2 separate regions of the Homo sapiens genome follow, and region 1 is linked to region 2. Evidence: chromatin contacts called from ENCODE Hi-C or POLR2A ChIA-PET data. All regions are on one chromosome and are shown on one strand. The core of a region is the stretch at or near the end of the contact, and the rest is flanking DNA. Distances in the headings are between cores, read along the strand shown.

Region 1 (2,700 bases), core at 1-2,500, 430 kb after region 2:
AGAAGGTTCCCTCTCCTTTCATTTCCACAGCTCTAATGTCTTGCTGGACCAAAATCTCACCCCCAAACTTGCTCACCCAATGGCTCATCTGTGTCCTGTCAACAAAAGGTCAAAATACACCATGATGAAGACTCACCTGCTCCGGACGTCAGCCGCGTATCTGCCAGAGGATTTCATCCGGGTGGGGCAGCTGACAAAGCGAGTGGACATCTTCAGCTGTGGAATAGTAAGAGTGTCCTGCTCTGCGTAGAGTGGGGCCCACCTTGATTTGTCCTTCCCACGGCTCCTTTGTAATCACAGGATACGGTAGAGGCACACAGACAGGTTCCATCAAAGTACAACAGGGGCTGACAAACTGTGGCCCACAGGCCACTTTGGCCTGTGGCGTATTTTGTATGGTCTGTGAGCTAAGGGTAGTTTTACATTTATAAAGGATTATATTTTTAAACACAAAGAATATGTGATAGAGACTGAACATGCTCCCCAAAAGCTCACATATTTACTGTGTGGCGTGTTACAGAAGAAATTTGCCAGCCCTTGAAGGAAAACCACTCATGAGTGTCCAGGTTCTAGTAGGCTCCAGATATCCTCTCCTGACTTCCGTAATTCCCATCCAGCCATCCACTTGTCCATCCAGTTGTCTATTTGTCCTTATTTGTTCATCGCTGTCCGATCATCCATCTACCCTTTAGCTGCCCATCCATTCAGCGACCACTGACCCACCCAGCATCCCACCCTACCACCACCACCATCCTTGTCTGCCATTATGTCGTGCCAGGCACTAGGAATATGAATGTAACAAAAACACAGTCCCTCCCCTCAGGAGCTCATGGTCTGCATGTAGCAGTCTCCAAAGTATATTTCTGTAGAACTCCAGTTCCTTCGGACCTCTAGGATTGATGTGTTAAAAGGGTTTGTGCCCTGACAGGCTTGGAAATATTGCATTAGGCAAAGTCAAGCAGGTTTCTTTACCACAAGATTAATTCAAGCTGGTTGAATGGTAGTGAGCCTTTAATCTGGTACTTGTGAATTCACCAGAGAGGGGTATGCAGTGTTTCCCAAGCTCATTTGACTATGGAACCTTGTGTTCTCAGAATATCTGTCCTTGTCAGTGTTCCATGGAACCCAGTCTGGGAAATGCTGGCTGAGAAGAGTAACAGTCAGGTTGGCTTCAGCCAAGTGCATACAGCTGCCCCTTGGGCCTCACCCTCTTTTCTTCTCTAGCCTTGAACTCTGTACTTCCTCTCTCTGACCACAGTCTCCTGTCTGTCTACCTCTGCTACCAGAACCGTGGCCCTGAGTCACCTCTGCCCTCAGCCAGAACCCCAGATTCTGCACCTCCGTGTCTCCCAGCTGGTTCCTCTGCCTCCCTCAGCCCCACTGCAAGTTGTTCAGTGAAGCTCAGCAGGGCTAGTCCAGGCTCCTTCTCCTTTAAGAACCAGGGGGATGGGCAGGGAGTGGTGGCACATGCCTAAAATCTCAGTACTTTGGGAGGCCGATGTGGGCAGATCACCTGAGGTCAGGAGTTCAAGACCAACCTGGCCAACATGGTGAAACCCCGGCTCTACTAAAAATACAAAAATTAGCTGAGTGTGGTGGCATGTGCCTGTAATCGCAGCTACCTGGGAGGCTGAGTCAGGAGAATCACTTGAACCTGGGAGGCAGAGGTTGCAGTAAGCCGAGATCGCGCCATTGCACTCCAGCCTGGGCAACAGAGCAAGATTCTGTCTCAAAAAAAAAAAAAAAGAAAAAAAAGAACCAGGGGGATAGAACCCCTAGGCCCGGCTCAGTTACTTTCAGCTGTGTGACTTACACCTAGCACTTCTGTCTCTGGGCCTCAGTTAAGCCTTCTGTAAGATGGGGCTAACGATACACATGGAGATGAATGGGATAATGTATATAAGCAGGTGAGCATGGCACCCTGCACCCTGCACCTACCAAGAATATTATGATGACTGTGGTTATTGTTATTCCCACCTTTACACCCTCCTTCTGATATCTGTTTACTCTTGACCTTCTAACTGGTGTGTTAGCGTCACAGATGACTTCCTCATCCATCCATTCACCCTCCCACCTATCCATCTATTCATCCACCCATGCACCCACCCTCCCACCCACATACCCATCCATCCATCCATCCATCCATCCATCCATCCATCCATCCATCCATCCATCTACCACCCATCCATCCATTCATTCATTGAATGCCTCCTGGCTCCTGCCACCCTTTTGCTCAGCCCTGCCTCTGGTTGACTGATAACGCTTTTGAACTTTGATTCCTCCTGTGGGGATCACAGTGCATTGCTCAGTGTTTTTTGGTGAGTGCTCAGTGACCTCTATAAAGGACTTGGCTCAGAGCCTGCTCTGTGAAAGGGGCACAGGAAGTCTTTGTTTATTCATTTCCCCTTGTTCTGTCCCTTCCTGGCAGGGACCTGTCAGGAGTCCCTTTTCAATTGGCTCCTGTCCCACTTGCAGCAGTGATGCCCTCTGCTGCCCTTTTCTGGTCACTGCCAGTCTGTTATTAATCCTGGGTGGTTTAAAACCTTTATCCTTTCCTTCCTCCAGGCTTGGAGGGATTCTTGGCTATAAATGTGACCCTATTCTGACTTGCTTTGAGAGATGCTGTGGGAGAGAGGTTCCACACTAAGTGTGGGGTCTTCACACCTTTAATATTCACAACTGCTAGTCCCCATTTAACAG
Region 2 (2,700 bases), core at 132-2,631:
TGCATATTCTTGTGTATTTTTTGTGTCATGCAAACCCAGTTTGCGTCTCTCTCCCTCTCCCCACAAACCCCTGTACCCCAAGTCTCAGCATATGGGGCTAACTCAATGACCCATCCCATAACTTGTTGCAGTCCATCTCTGGTGCTGGCCCCTCTCTGGGGTTATCACCTGGGTTTCGGCCTCAAGCACACGCAGGCGCCGGCTGGCAGAAGACAGCAGGGTCTCCAGCTCCAGCTGCAGGGTGTCCAGCTCCTCGATGCCGATGCCATCATCCTCAGAGCGTGCCAGCACTGCCGTGTAGCGGGGACAGACCTTCAGGTGATCCACAGACTTGAAGTCGTGGAACTGCAAGGGGCAGTCTTTCAACTCACTCATGGCCCAGGATATGGGGATCCTGTGGAGCTGGAGAGGACAGGGCCATTGATGGGAGACAAAGTGGTCTGAGAAAAGCCCAAGGGCTTCTTACCTCCAGGGACAGCCTCAAGGAAGCCCAGCTTCAGTCCCTTACTGACAAAATTGATGGCACAGTTCCTACTCACAGGGCACTTAACTGGGTACCAAGCTAGGTGCAGAGCACTTTATCAGTTTATCTCACTGAATTTCTCACTCAGCACCATGAACAAGGACCATTGTGATCTCGTTTTTACAGAGAAAGAAACTGAGACTCTGTAAGGGTGGGTATGTGCCTATGCTTCCAAGATGCAATTTGAACCCCGCTAGTCTTGAGTCTGCACCCTGATCACCATGCTATACTGCTATGCCTTGCCTCGCCTTTCTGATGCTCTTTCCTTCCCTTCTATTTCTCTTGGGTTCTGCTAAGACTTTGAGTTCCAAGCACCCCATTCTTACCATGTTCTCTGGGACTCTTGGCCTCTTTTCTTACCCTATTCCACCTTTCTCCCTTCTCTAGTCACTAACAGTGGTTTAGAACGTGGGCTGGTAAGCCAGACAGACCTGGGTTCAAGCCCAGGCTTTACCATTCTCTACTTATATGCCCCTGAACATGTTATTTGACCTTTTTCAGTCTCAGTTTTTCCATCTGTAAAATGGGGACAAAAGAAGTCTCGGTCTGTTTCCCCATTAAAAGTCTGAATCTGAAAAATGGGGATAACAATAGTACCTACCTCCCTGGGATGTTCTGAGGATTAAGAGATGATGCCCGTCAAGAGCCCAGTTCAGTGTCTGGCACAGAAGTGGGACTGTTTAATGGCTGGCCCCGCCCGGGGGTCGCCCAAATGTCCCGCCTTCAGAGTCCTCGTTCTCTAGGGACACCCTAGTGCGACCCCCGCCCCCTCTACCTCCTCGCTGCGGCCTCCTACGGCCCCAGGGGCCGCGGGAGGGGGCGGGGAGTTCCGGTCGATGTGAGCAACCGCCCCGGAACTGGCTATGGGCGGGCCCCTTGCAGTTGACGCGGGGGCGGGGAGTCAGCGAGGGCGAGCCTACTGGAGTTTGCCGGGGGTGGGAAGAAGGTGGGCCTCGAGCAAAGCCGCTAGAGGTGGGGTGCGGGTGGTCGGCCTCAGGCGAGCCCCGGGGCACAGCCCGGGGCGGGAGGCGGAGCTTGGCGGCCGAGATCTCCGCGCTGCAGTTAGCCCCGCCGAGCGCCAGGAGCTGCGGGTAGGAGGGGCGAGAGAAAGGATGGGGGTACAGAACCGGAAGAAACGAAGGGCTCGTCCGCTTCGGCTTGTCCTAATTTGGTGCCCAATCTGAAGCTGGGCTGTACCATTGCATACCTGGGGGAGGCTGTGGCAAAGGTGACAAGAAGGCCGAAGGCACAAAGGGAAGCTGCACCCATTCCTGGAGGAGCTTAAATAGTGACTCGAGTGCAAGAATTTAAAAATACCGAGACAGCCCTAGGTGGAAAACTTCCGGAAGGCCCAAGCGTTCGTAAGGGCTCTCTACCCCGCTCGGAGCATAGATGGTACCGTCCGGAAGTCCGGGCGGAGACCGTAGCTGCGCTTCTCGCGAAAGGGCAGGCATCGCGGGGCTGGCCACTTCCGTACTTCCGCTTTCCGGCCCAGCCAGCGCCCGCGATGGTGAGAGAGCCGGGCCCCCGGCCAGGGACCCCCGGCTGTTCGGCCTCAGGGCAGTGGGTCGGTGGGAGATGTGGCTTTGCCGCAGGGGCGCGGGGCCGAGGGATGTCCGGGGGTTGTGGGGACACGATGAGGGTGGGAAAAAGAGACGGGGCGGGGGCCCGAGGTGAGGAAGGGGCGAGTGGGGGTACTCCCTGGTATGAAGTGGGCCTTGTGGCTTCACGGTCAGCCTTCGAAGCAGGTAGGGGCTTTTCCTGAGCCCTGTAGGAACCCGGAAGTGGGGTCTCCTAGGCTCTTTGGAGCATTTCGAGGGTACGTAGTCGGCCTCTTAGCCTCTGAGGCATGAAGCAAGTCCACCTGCCTATCCACAGTGGAACTTCACGACATACGCCCTTTGTCCTCTTCTGCCTTCCTGACCCTACAGTTGCTTAAGGCAGGCGGCCACACTTCCTTATCCCATTCTTGGTACCTCCAGCCCTGCTTCCACCCCATTGGAGGATCTCTCGTGTTGCTTCCATTCAGGCCCTTCCTGGTCAGAACTGAACTGTGTCAGCCTTAGTGTATGTTAGCTGTGATACTGCTCATCCCTCCCTTCCTGGAAGTCCTCCCTTTTTCATACATGTGGGCCTTTTTCATACATGTGGGCCTTTTTCATACGTGTGGGCATTCC

The links. Hi-C counts contacts between places; a loop is a spot of excess contacts on that map. ChIA-PET counts read pairs that join two places held with the same protein, here RNA polymerase II (POLR2A). Pooled maps may share reads with other maps.
Region 1: a map with no recorded cell type shows a loop between it and region 2 (6-fold over the local background). The contact joins the enhancer-like site here to the promoter of TADA3 in region 2. A Hi-C loop is called at or near these places in 1 of 168 maps with a recorded cell type or tissue (naive thymus-derived CD4-positive, alpha-beta T cell), 1 of 37 single-sample maps with no recorded cell type and 9 of 50 pooled maps. POLR2A ChIA-PET finds 5 or more read pairs at or near these places in 4 of 52 experiments (AG04450, CD8-positive, alpha-beta T cell, activated B cell and 1 more).

The regions. Positions count from the first base shown.
Region 1 is chr3:10,222,606-10,225,305 of GRCh38, forward strand. IRAK2 (interleukin 1 receptor associated kinase 2) reads left to right here. Exons shown (of 13, transcript NM_001570.4): 9 at 31-226. Among named protein-coding and RNA genes, the nearest start is that of TATDN2, 25 kb to the right of the region's middle. RefSeq lists an enhancer at 2,699-2,700. Within about 2 kb of position 1,251, at least 12 of the 41 ENCODE cell types and tissues checked have a DNase peak (open chromatin) inside an H3K27ac peak, as active enhancers do.
Region 2 is chr3:9,791,092-9,793,791 of GRCh38, forward strand. It overlaps TADA3 (transcriptional adaptor 3), which reads right to left and starts at 1,382. Exons shown (of 9, transcript NM_006354.5): 1 at 1,125-1,382; 2 at 169-402. The coding sequence starts at 375. It overlaps ARPC4-TTLL3 (ARPC4-TTLL3 readthrough), which reads left to right and starts at 1,457. Exons shown (of 12, transcript NM_001198793.1): 1 at 1,457-2,033. The coding sequence starts at 2,031. It overlaps ARPC4 (actin related protein 2/3 complex subunit 4), which reads left to right and starts at 1,991. Exons shown (of 6, transcript NM_005718.5): 1 at 1,991-2,033. The coding sequence starts at 2,031. RefSeq lists enhancers at 1-209, 1,314-1,840, 1,767-1,866, 1,841-2,367, 2,567-2,656 and silencers at 1,197-1,286, 1,347-1,636.